3 separate regions of the Homo sapiens genome follow, and all the other regions are linked to region 1. Evidence: chromatin contacts called from ENCODE Hi-C data. All regions are on one chromosome and are shown on one strand. Each heading gives the region's core, a stretch centred on a gene start or an enhancer-like site at or near the end of the contact. The rest is flanking DNA. Distances are from core to core; before and after follow the strand shown. Region 1 overlaps SLC24A3 (solute carrier family 24 member 3). Region 2 holds the start of DTD1 (D-aminoacyl-tRNA deacylase 1). Region 3 holds the start of POLR3F (RNA polymerase III subunit F).

Evidence for each region. A loop is a pair of places that touch in the nucleus more often than their neighbours do. Pooled maps may share reads with other maps.
Region 2: a map of heart right ventricle shows a loop between it and region 1 (6-fold over the local background). The contact joins the promoter of DTD1 here to the enhancer-like site in region 1. A Hi-C loop is called at or near these places in 2 of 168 maps with a recorded cell type or tissue (chondrocyte and heart right ventricle), 1 of 37 single-sample maps with no recorded cell type and 7 of 50 pooled maps.
Region 3: a pooled map shows a loop between it and region 1 (6-fold over the local background). The contact joins the promoter of POLR3F here to the enhancer-like site in region 1. A Hi-C loop is called at or near these places in 3 of 50 pooled maps.

What each region holds. Positions count from the first base shown.
Region 1 is chr20:19,660,122-19,663,642 of GRCh38, reverse strand. The region is part of intron 7 of SLC24A3 (solute carrier family 24 member 3); the gene reads right to left. Among named protein-coding and RNA genes, the nearest start is that of RIN2, 96 kb to the left of the region's middle. Within about 2 kb of position 1,767, at least 4 of the 41 ENCODE cell types and tissues checked have a DNase peak (open chromatin) inside an H3K27ac peak, as active enhancers do.
Region 2 is chr20:18,586,711-18,590,488 of GRCh38, reverse strand. It overlaps DTD1 (D-aminoacyl-tRNA deacylase 1), which reads right to left and starts at 2,435. Exons shown (of 6, transcript NM_080820.6): 1 at 2,374-2,435. The coding sequence starts at 2,416. It overlaps LOC124904878 (a long non-coding RNA gene), which reads left to right and starts at 3,024. Exons shown (of 3, transcript XR_007067547.1): 1 at 3,024-3,064. RefSeq lists enhancers at 1,899-1,958, 1,799-2,298 and a silencer at 2,069-2,608.
Region 3 is chr20:18,465,608-18,469,095 of GRCh38, reverse strand. It overlaps POLR3F (RNA polymerase III subunit F), which reads right to left and starts at 1,706. Exons shown (of 9, transcript NM_006466.4): 1 at 1,528-1,706; 2 at 35-152. The coding sequence starts at 1,589. DZANK1 (double zinc ribbon and ankyrin repeat domains 1) reads left to right here and starts at 2,066. Exons shown (of 21, transcript NM_001367614.1): 1 at 2,066-2,100. RefSeq lists enhancers at 1,626-1,945, 1,568-2,186.

The sequences.
Region 1 (3,521 bases), core at 518-3,017:
GGGAAAGAGAAATGCAGGTGATCTCACTACAAGTACTAACTAATGGAGGAGATCCGGAAACATGCAAATAACTGATATAGTTTCCCCTTTGATCTCTGCCTTGTGTGAAGATGCCCCATCACTCAGAATGCATAAGGGTAGATGAAGAGGAGGAGGATGAGAAGGCGGAGGAGGAGGAGGAGGAGGAAGTGGAGGAGGATGAGAAGGCGGAGGAGGAGGAGGAGGAGGAGGAGGTGGAGGAGGAGGCCTCCACAAAGTCAGGGCTTCTCTACCCTGTGGCTGATGGCAAATATCATTCGGGTTTATCCTTCTCCTTTGAGAGGACTGTGTGGAGGAATGAGAGGACTCAGAAAAGAACAATGAAATGAACAAAAGGGACTAGAAATCAGGACTCTGAGAAAATCTAAATTGGCTTGGCACAGTGGCTCATGCCTGCAATCCTAGCACCTTGGGAGATCAAGGTGGGAGAATCACTTGAGCCATGAGTTTGAGGCTGCAGTGAGCTATGATCTGGCCACTGCATTCCAGCCTTGGGGAGACAGCAAGACCCTGTCTCTAAAAAAACTCTAAACAGAAGCAGGGCTTCCTCATCATGAGAAAGAAGGTGGAGATGAGCTATCAACTGCCTGTGAACATTCAGTGCTGTTATTTGGAGAACAAGCAGCTGGTCATCGCCTCTTCCGAAGACTGGAAATTAGGACTGGCGCTGTTTGCAGAACGTTCCATCGGGAGGGTACCTTGCTGGACCATCTTGATGGAGCATTTGAATCGCTCCCTCAGAAAACTCTACAAACGGCAAGGATGAGGTTCCTTTCACTTGAGTTTGCTGAAGGTTAGGAAATGAATTTGTTATTCCTTAAAGATTTCATGTTATTCAATACATTTAAGACACGTGTTGCGTATCCCTCTGTAGTTTATGCTCTACTAGCTGAGAGTAAAAGAAATCAAAGCAACATCCCCCATCCCTTAGATAAGTATTACTAGTGTAGAAGAAAACTTGAAATCATTTCTTTCTAGACTAGAACAAGTTGCACCCGCAGTTCCTGCAAATGACCACTAAGTGGTGCTCACGTTCCAGTCCTCCCTCCATGTCCAGCCTGCCAAGGTAGTGAAGTTGAAATGAAGTCAGTTCAAGTCCATTTTCGCAGTTCTATTAAATCTCCTGGAAGGAAGGGAATCACCTCAAGGCAGGCAGCCTACTGAAGGCGGCTTTAGCCGCTGCTGTCTTGAGGCAAGGTGGTGTTCCAGGGGCAGGTCCTGCCTGGTGCTCTGTCCTGGGGTCAACACTCTGTCCTCAACGATGAGTTGCACTTGACGGACCTCCTGTTGTGGGCTTTGGAACTGACTCAGCTTCTTCCCCATCAGATTTGTGAAAGCAACCCTTGGGTAAGCGTTCTTCTCTCTGTGCCCTGTTGGTTCTGTTTGGGGGCCAGGCTCTGCGATAGCCCAGAGACCACCAAGGGTGATACTGATAGCTGGATCTCAGATCTGCTGAGCACCAGCTGGTCAGGGGGCCTCTGCCCTCTGACCCACATGTGGTTCATCCAAAGATACCCTTGGCTTCGCCCTGAGGTTTCCACGTGTTCTGCTGCTGAGCTAAATGTTCAACAGGAATGAATTTGAAAAAAGCACTCATTTCCTCCAGGCTTCAGAGAAACGGCTGGGTACCATGGAAACCGGCTTTTCATTCCTGGTGTCTGCTCCAGAATTCTTCCAAGCAAGACGGGCTTACATCAGGCCGGCGAATCCCTGGATATCAGAACAACCCAGAGAGCTGCCAAGGGAATGGAGTGCTCAACATGGAGGAGCAGGGGAGGAAGAGCCAGGAGCCCCTAGTATACGCGGGAGAGAAGAGGCTGGCTGAGCTGGGAGGCAGGTGGCTGTCTCAACATCGCCATGTCAGCCCCTGGGTTTGCTTACTGTAAATTGTCACCATGAAGCAGGAGAGGCTGCATTGCTGAAGCTAAGACTTCATAGCATGTATTGTAATCACTGGCACCATGAGAATTTTAAGCAGTGAAAATAATGGGAGAAAATCAACATCATCGTTTTCTTTCAAGAGACTGAAACCTGAAACTCTTTCCTTCCTTGCTGCAAAGAAAACAGCCCCCCGTAGACTTTTCCCACTCAATATCACGGGAACTCCCTTGAGTGGGTGTAGTTCTCACTTCTTCAGCTCTTGGGTGGGGGTGCAGACGGCTTAGCTAAGGCCATGGTGATTTCATCTGAGGAGAGGGATCCAGTGGAATACACTGGGAAGCTGGCTGTTAGGCACCAGTATCACTTATATTTCAAAGTTAAGCAGAAATTCCTACTTCAGGATGTCTTATAGGCTTGATTGATGAAGGTTGTGGTTGCAGAAGGGCAGGGAAAAAATGACCTACGGGCAGGGCTTTAGCCGAGCTGATCATGTTGTATAAATATATGAAGGCAGGCTACAGGAAAGAAAAAAGGGCAAGTACTGAGGATATAGGAGATGGGGGTTGTTAAACTGAAAGGACTATGTTTGCTGGGCAGGGAAAACCAAAATCAAGCACATAGCTACAGTTTCCACGTTGTTTTCCTTGTTAGAGATGAAAGGCTCCTCTCTGGGGTCTCCAGGCCAGCGGATGCACTTCCCTGTCCAAGCAGCAAATGAGAGTGTAACCGGCCTCCTAGTTTACCCAGTGTCATTAAAGCAGGACTTTCCTTCCTCCTGTTGACAGCAGGGATTACAAAACAGGCGACCTTTGTAAGACCATAGTCGATTTGTTTAAGGATCTTAAAATTCTGTCAAAGTCATTCTCGGTGAGGATCTTCTTGCTACCATAGTTATTCCGACTTTGCCAGAAAGAGAGCTGAAATGTAATGAGGGCAAAATGAGCTGAAAGACCTGAGGGCTGAAATGTAATGAGGGCACAACGAGCTGAAGGACCTCAAGTTTTCCAGTATGAGAATGTCTTAAAGAACTGAAAGTAGATCTACCCTTCAATCCAGCAATCCCACTACTGGGTATCTACCCCGAAGAAAAGAAATCATTCTATCAAAAAGACACCTGCGTGAGTATGTTTATCACAGCACAATTCACAGTTGCAAAGATATGAAACTAACCTGAGTATTCATCAGCTAACGAGTGGATAAGGAAAATATGGTTTATATACACCATGGAATACTACTGAGCCACGAAAAGAAACGAAACAATATCTTTTGCAGCAACTTGGATGGACCTGGAGGCCATTATTCTAAGTGAAGTAACCCAGGAATGGAAAATCAAATACCGTATGTTCTCACTTATAAGTGGGAGCTAAGCTATGTGTATGCAAAGGCATACAGCGTGGTGGCATGGACTTTGGAGACTTAGAAGGTGGGGGGGTGGGAGGAGGGGCAAGGGATACAAAAACTACATATTGGGTATAATGTACACTACTCCGGTGAAGGGAATGCTAAAATTTCAGACTTCACCACTATATAATTCATCCATGTAACCAAAAACCACACGTACCTCAAAAGCCATTGAAATAAAAAAATAAGAACCCCAAGTT
Region 2 (3,778 bases), core at 1,186-3,685, 1.1 Mb after region 1:
AACAAAAACAAAACCAATTAGCCAATTGGAGAAATCTGATGGACTGGGCATCAAATGATATTACAGGGTTACTATAAAAAAAAATGTGTTTGACCAATCACATAAATTGAATATACCACATAGTAAAATGTGTGACTCCTAAGCTGGACATAGCGGTGGCGGCACACGCCTGTAGTCTAACTACTCAGGATGCTGAAACTAAAGGATCACTTGAGCCCAAGCGTTTGAGGTTGTAGTAAGCTATAATAGTGCCACTGCACTCCAGCCTGGGTGACAGAGCAAGACCCCATCTCTAAAACAAACAAACCATAAATGCATAAATTTAAAATAAATGTGAAGTCAACCAACTATTTTAAAATAAAATAAAATGTGTGACTCCTGATAATCTATGCTGTCCTGACCATAAAACAGGAAGTTAACATTTTAGAACCCCTAAAATAAAATGCCATTCAAACACAGCCACATTTCAGTGAAACCAGCCACATTTTAAAGGAATCAGAAAATCCCTTTCCATTACAATGCAACTAGAAGGCCTGCATAAGTGGAGGGCCCTTCTAACAGAATTCCACAGTTCCCCAACCCAGAATTCCCGAATTATTTACACTTTCCCATAATTAACACCCTTATCTTTTTTAATATGCAGGTTTGGTTGTTTTAACTGAAAGCATATAACTTAAATAGTGAACCAAAATAACCCAAACTCTTATTCAGCACATCTCACAGAATACACATTTTCAATATTCCAGATTAGCAGGATGGAGAGTTCAGGAGAGAGATCAAAATTTAAATCTGTCAGTGACGACCACACACAGCAGCAGACTGCAAGGTTCTTCTCAATAATGCAAAACATCTTTCATCTATGAATTTTCCCAGTTTTCATGAATTTAAATATCTACAGAAATGTTATAAAAGCTTTAAAATTCCTAAATCCCAGTGCTACTCTATTCCCTATTATTCCAGGACCATTTCCAAAACCAAAGCTACCAGAACAGCTTAGAAATCATTAGGCGGGGTTGAAAAATAGACTCTTAGATTTAAATATACGGTTTTGGTGGGTTTGGTTGTTTCTTTAGGGTTTTTTGTTGTTTTTGTTTTGTTTTGTTTTTTGTTTTGGGGTTTTGTTTGTTTGTTGTTTTTTGAGACAGAGTCTCGCTCTGTCGCCCAGGCTGGAGGTTACTGGCACAATCTCGGCTCACTGCAACCTCTGCCTCCCGGGTTCAAGCGATTCTCCTACCTCAGCCTCCCGAGTAGCTGGGATTATAGGCACCAACCACCGCTCCCGGCTAATTTTTGTATTTGTAGTAGAGATAGGGTTTCTCTATGTTGGCCAGGCTGGTCTCGAACTCCTGGCCTCAGGTGATCTGCCCGCCTTGGCCTCCCAAAGAGCTGGGATTACAGGTGTGAGCCACAGCCCCCGGCCTGTTTTGTTTTTAATTCATACTTTTGTGGACACAAGAACGCATATTTGGTGCAGACTGGCTCCAAGGACAGGATATCTGAAATTATTTGAACTGAAACAATATAGTTGTGCCAATAAAGACAGAAAAGACTAAAGACAATATAAAGCTTGTCATTTAAATGTTTTTTAAAAAATATCTTTCGTACCGTGGTTTTCTTAAAACGACTACTTTATCTACACTAATCATCTGGACCTCTGATGCCCAACCGAGACGAAAGTGCTGAGTGATGACCAGGGGTCGGGTAGCTTGGTCCACAAGAAAAAGAGAAATGTTTTCATCTTGAATTCTTTAGATCCCGACCCCTCCGCGCAGAGTTCAGCGGGCGAGGGCGAGGGGCGTCCTGGGCAGGGGGCGCCCCTCATCCAGCCTAGGCTCCAGTCACGTACGTGCACGCAACTGTCAAAGCTCAGCCCAAGGAGCAACTCTCCGCATCTGTGCATTTCATCCTGAGTCAAGCCCCATAAAAATTGGAATACGTAAAAATGGGCAAAAATTGAACATTTAAAATACAGCAGTGAAAAGGGAGGAGTGCCTGCTCCGGAAATGCTCTAAGCGTGGTTCATCAACACTCCCTGAAGAGCGGACCACGGAGATGCTCCGAGGCTCCGCCATCCCGCACGCAGGACAAAGGTGCTGAGAATGAGGCGCGCTGGTCCTGCACCCTCTGCCGAGAGCCGGAAGCCAGGGGCGCGCCGGGGCCGGTCGGGCACGTGCAGGGGGCTCTCCGGCCGCCGCGCTGCCCCGAAGCCGGCCCTGGGGACTCGCGGCTGCGCGGACCGAGCTCGCGAAGGGGACCAGGCTCGCGGAGGGGCCGCAGCGGCCCCAAGGATGGCGCAGGAAGACCCCCCACGCAAGACAGCCGGTCGCGGGGGTCAGGGGCGGCTCCTCCCGGGCCCGGCCCCGCCCGACTGACCTGTGACGCTGGCCCGGGTGACGCGCTGCACCACGGCCTTCATGGCGGCGGCTGGGGCGAGTGGGGCGGCGCCGCGCTGCGTCCGGCCTCGCGACTCTGAGGGCGGCTCCGCAGCCGGCGCCCTCTGGAGGTGACACCCGGAAGCGCGCCCAACTGGCCGGTCCGACTCGGTCGGCTGCTACCCACCCCACGTCGGCCACGCCCACTCTCGGCCTGGCGATAGGCCCACCCACTCATAGATTGACTCCGCCTATGCCTGCCACGCCCACCTGCTGCCCAACCGTAACCCCGCCCGTCATTGAAAAGCCCAGTCCCCACGCTCGGCCCTGCCCCATCCACATCTGGGTCCCGCCAGAGCCCTTTGATCCCCCCATCCCGGGCCCAGCCCCTACCCAGTGCCCAGAACCCACTCTGCCCCGAAGGTAGTCTCTATGCTGGTTTTTTTCTCCCACATACCCGAACCTAAGAACCCGTCATCACTAAGCCTTTAAATTCAGCCTGAATCCTATTTCTAATTGTATTCCTCTTTCCTCTTCCACTCCTCTGCACGCAGATCCTCCCAAATTCTTCTTCCTTGTCTTCCTGCCTCAGTGGCTTTTCAGATACCACATACAAAAGGATCTGCTGCCTAAAATAGCCATTTACCTATCTCACTATTAATTCGACTTAGCCATGTCATGATAATAAATAGGTATGTGATTCTAGAATTCTAATTTCTCATGTAATATAAATGCTACTAATTGGCCCCCTCACTGGGTTGTTAGATTTAAATGAACCAAACCACGTAAAAGTGCTTAGATGGCAGCAAAGGGCTGTACAACTATTACCCCAACAAATTATTATCATTGCTAAAAATAATTCCATCTCAGCAGTCTTCACCTTAAAGGTGACTAATAGCATTGGTGGGCGTAGAAAAGGCACTGAAATTGAGAAGAAACCCTCACTTGCCCAGAAAAGACTACAAACTAGTGTGCTTGTTTGTTAAATACTGAATACTAAATTGCCTTAATAACGTTGTCAAAGTTAACATAACCAGTAACAAGACATCATGTGCCTCCTGATATTGCACTGGGAAGGACACAACATCAATCTTGTGGTATTTCTGCCAAATAATGTATAACCTGAATCCAATCATGATGAAACATAGGACAAAAATAAATTGAGGAACATTCTACAAAATAACCAGGTAGGATTCCGAGAATTAAGGAGGATTTTTTTTTTTTTTTTTTTTGAGATGCAGTTTTGCTCTTGTGGCCCAGGCTGAAGTGCAATGGTGTGATCTTGGCTATCCACAACTTCTGCCTCCTGGGTTCAAGCAATTCTTCTGCCTCAACCTCCTGAGTAGCTGGGATTACAAGCATGCGCCGCCACGCCCGGCTAATTTTGTATTTTTATTAAAGATGAG
Region 3 (3,488 bases), core at 457-2,956, 1.2 Mb after region 1:
CAGTAATTATGCAAAATAGTTAGATTCACCTTACCATAGACAACAACCTATTGATGGCTACTGCCCGCTGCTGGGCTTCTATATGAGGCATTTCATTCTGAATTACTTGGTCTGTGATTCCATGAGGGAACTGGTGACATAATTCTATAATCCTAGAAACAAAGGTATTAATGTTATCCTTCATGGTTACCTGTTTCAAGAGACAGTGGGGGTAAAAATACAAGTAGAATAGTTTGAAACTGTGCCTTTTTCACATTTGGCAGACAATCTGGGTTTCTGTGATGGTTTTGGATCAAAGCATGTTAGAAATTGAAGAAGATGATTTCTAAATACATGTTTACAGTATTATTGTTATTTAAGAATATTTCTTTTCCTCACTAATAAGAACTTTAAATTAGAGCAAAAGTCTAATGAAATCACAGAAAAAATATTAAAGCTGAGACTTCAGTTTTCTCGGGTGTAATAAGCATGACAAAGTTAAGCCATAAATCTGCAAGCAGGAGGCAAATGCAGATGTTTCTGGTAGGAAGCCAAAATTTGTTATGACAATTCACCATAATGGGGCCTGTTTTTGGAATTATACCTACCAAACAAAAAAAGTCAAAATCTTCACCTAGTCGACATCAACAAATGTATTATTCCTAACAGTCTGAGAAAGTTGAGTCTTTTAAAACTACGTGAAAATCTAAGAGTGGCAGTGCCTCGGTAAAATATAAAACTGGGCCGGGCGCGGTGGCTCACGCCTGTAATCCCAGCACTTTGGGAGGCCGAGGCGGGCGGATCACGAGGTCAGGAGATCGAGACCATCCCAGACAACATGGTGAAACCCCGTCTCTACTAAAACATAAAAAATTAGCTGGGCGTGGTGGCGCGAGCCTGTAGTCCCAGCTACTCGGGAGGCTAAGGCAGGGGAATCGCTTGAACCCGGGAGGCGGAGATTGCAGTGAACCGAGATCGCGCCACTGCACTCCAGCCTGGCGACAGAGCGAGACTCTGTCTCACAAACAAACAAATAAAAATAAAAGTGGCAGAGGCTTTGGGTGTCCTAAAAGTCTTGAGTTCAATACTGCACTGAAACCACCTGGCTTAATGTTACTTCGTAATCACCAACTGCGCCCTAACTCCGCCTAAACGTTTTGTCATAGACGTTCCCTTAGTGACAAGAGCGATCCTGGATCAGAACATGTATTCACAAGTGTTCTACAGGGAAAGAAAGCCGAGGGCTCCTCTCAAAGCACTGATCGCGTCAAAGTAGGAAGGCAGCACGTCATCACAACTTCCCCAAAAGTATCAGGGCAAAGCCAGCCAGCTACACAAAGTTGCAAGCTGTCAAACCCATTTTGAACTTCTTGAGTTCTGCTCTCCCAGGATGGGAAGGAACAAGTGGGTCCAGAACCCCGCAATCGTTTTTCCCGCGTGCTCACCTAACCCGCTCCGGCCACTCCCAAGGGATCCCGGAGAAGGGGTCCAGCTGCCCAAATGACTGGGCGCCTGATGGAGTGCCAAGCCGGAGCCTCACTGGTTTACCTGTTTTCTATTTCGACCGGATCCGCGTCAGGCGGCTGCACCTTCACCTTCACCTCCGCCATGAGGGCGCAGTTCCTGACGCCTGGGGGGAAAGATGCACGGAGCAGCCCGGTAGCAAGCCGGGGAACCCGGGGAACCAGTGGAGGATAGCGCTCTGCTGAGGCCGAGGGGCCTTCTTCCTCGTGTCGCAGCCGGTCCTTCCTTGCCTTTCGGCGGGAGGTGGCCAAGCTGCGCCTGCTCCGGCCCACTTACAGGCGCCGCTACAGCTTCTTATTCTTGTTTTCCAGAATGTCAATGCCCATCGGACGCACAAGCCTGGTTCCTTCATTCTGAGTTGGGAAACCAACTTTTAGCACTTGGCAACTCTGTGAAGGAATATTCTTAGATGCCTATGGGAAAGCACTGGGAAAGGAACTCCAGGCGGGTACCAGGCTCCCTGCGGAGCGGCAGGGGCCGGTCTAGTTGCTAAGAAGCTGAGTCTCCACCAATCATCTGCCCAGCACCCAGTGGGCGGGGCGCGGCTCGCCGCGTCTGTGGTAACCCGGGCGGCGGCGAAGGAGGAGGCAAGAGGCGGTGAGAGGCTGGCGACTGGGTTGGGCGCGGCAGAGATGCATTAGGGGTCCCGATCCCGGGCCCCGCGGTTAGAGGAAGAGGAGGGCGGCTAGAGGAGGGGAAGAGCTTCCCTTACTCCAGCCGAAAGGATGCAGGTGTCCTTGGCAGCCCCTGATGGGCGGGAACAACCAAACGGGATTCCGGATCCGGGCTGCGAGGGGGCGGTCCACGTTGGGAGAGTTGAGGGGTCTGGGGATCCTGTTGACTGCACGTTGCCATTTGGGCCTGGCGGATCCGCCTTTTTTCTTGATTCCCTTTGCGTGGGGCCCACTGGCCACCCCAGCTTCCTAAGGGCAGCTGCTAGTTGACGCTCGCGAATTACTTCCTCTCCTACATATTTTTTATTTAGAATTTTTCAACTACTTTTATTTTATCTGCCTTTCACTTAAATGGAAATGCGACTATGGGCAAGTCTCAAGTCCAGCCACACTCCCGTAGGAGCTATTGTTGTGCTGTCAGTATCTGTAGTTTATATTCTTGGCCCTAGATCCGGAACTATCCAACAAGGCATTAAGTTCACCCCTTAAATTTAGGTACCCCATTTTTGAGAATACAGTCTGTGACAAAGCTCAAACTGCAGACATGTTCAGATCAGCATTATTAGAACTGCAACAGGCAAAACTAAAAAGAAACTAGAAATAGCCTAAATGCCCAGCCACAAATGGATAAATAAGTACAGGGAAAACTAAATAATACAGTGAGAATGCAAGAAGTAGACTATAAAAATGGAATGAATATGTAGATTATAATTGGGCAAAATCTATGGATTATTAATGAAATTTGAAAAGGCAATACAGAGATGTAAATGGTTGTTGTGTTAAGGTGAGCGTTTTTTCCCCCTGAAACCTTCTGTGCATTAATTATGACAACCTTCCTCCCCACCCTCACCTCCAAAAAGACCAGTAAGGCTTTCATACTGGTAGTTAATTATTAATACCAGGATTTATAAATACAGTAGATGAAACGGGAGGCTTGTGTTTATTGGTCACTGTTTATATTCTTGCAAACTTCCTTTCCACTGAGAAGTAGTACTCTGCAGTCCTTCTAAAGTGTCTTTGCAGCTTTCAAATACTAGAACTGCTCTGGTGATAATGGCAAGGCTGTGAACCCGGAGCTTTCCCAAAAAAGTTAGCTCTAACTAACATTTTGTGGTACACACAGAATTACTTCTGTTCCCCTTGTATGATGACTTGCCCTGAAGCCAAGAGAGCTGACACACACCAGAGGCAGGAAAAGGCGATAATGATTTACAGGGAACTCAAGTCAGAGCGTTAGTGATAGTCTCTGTTTTGCCTTACTCATTTAATTTGTCCTTTTAAAGTAACTTCTTTCTTTTCCCCATCTCATTC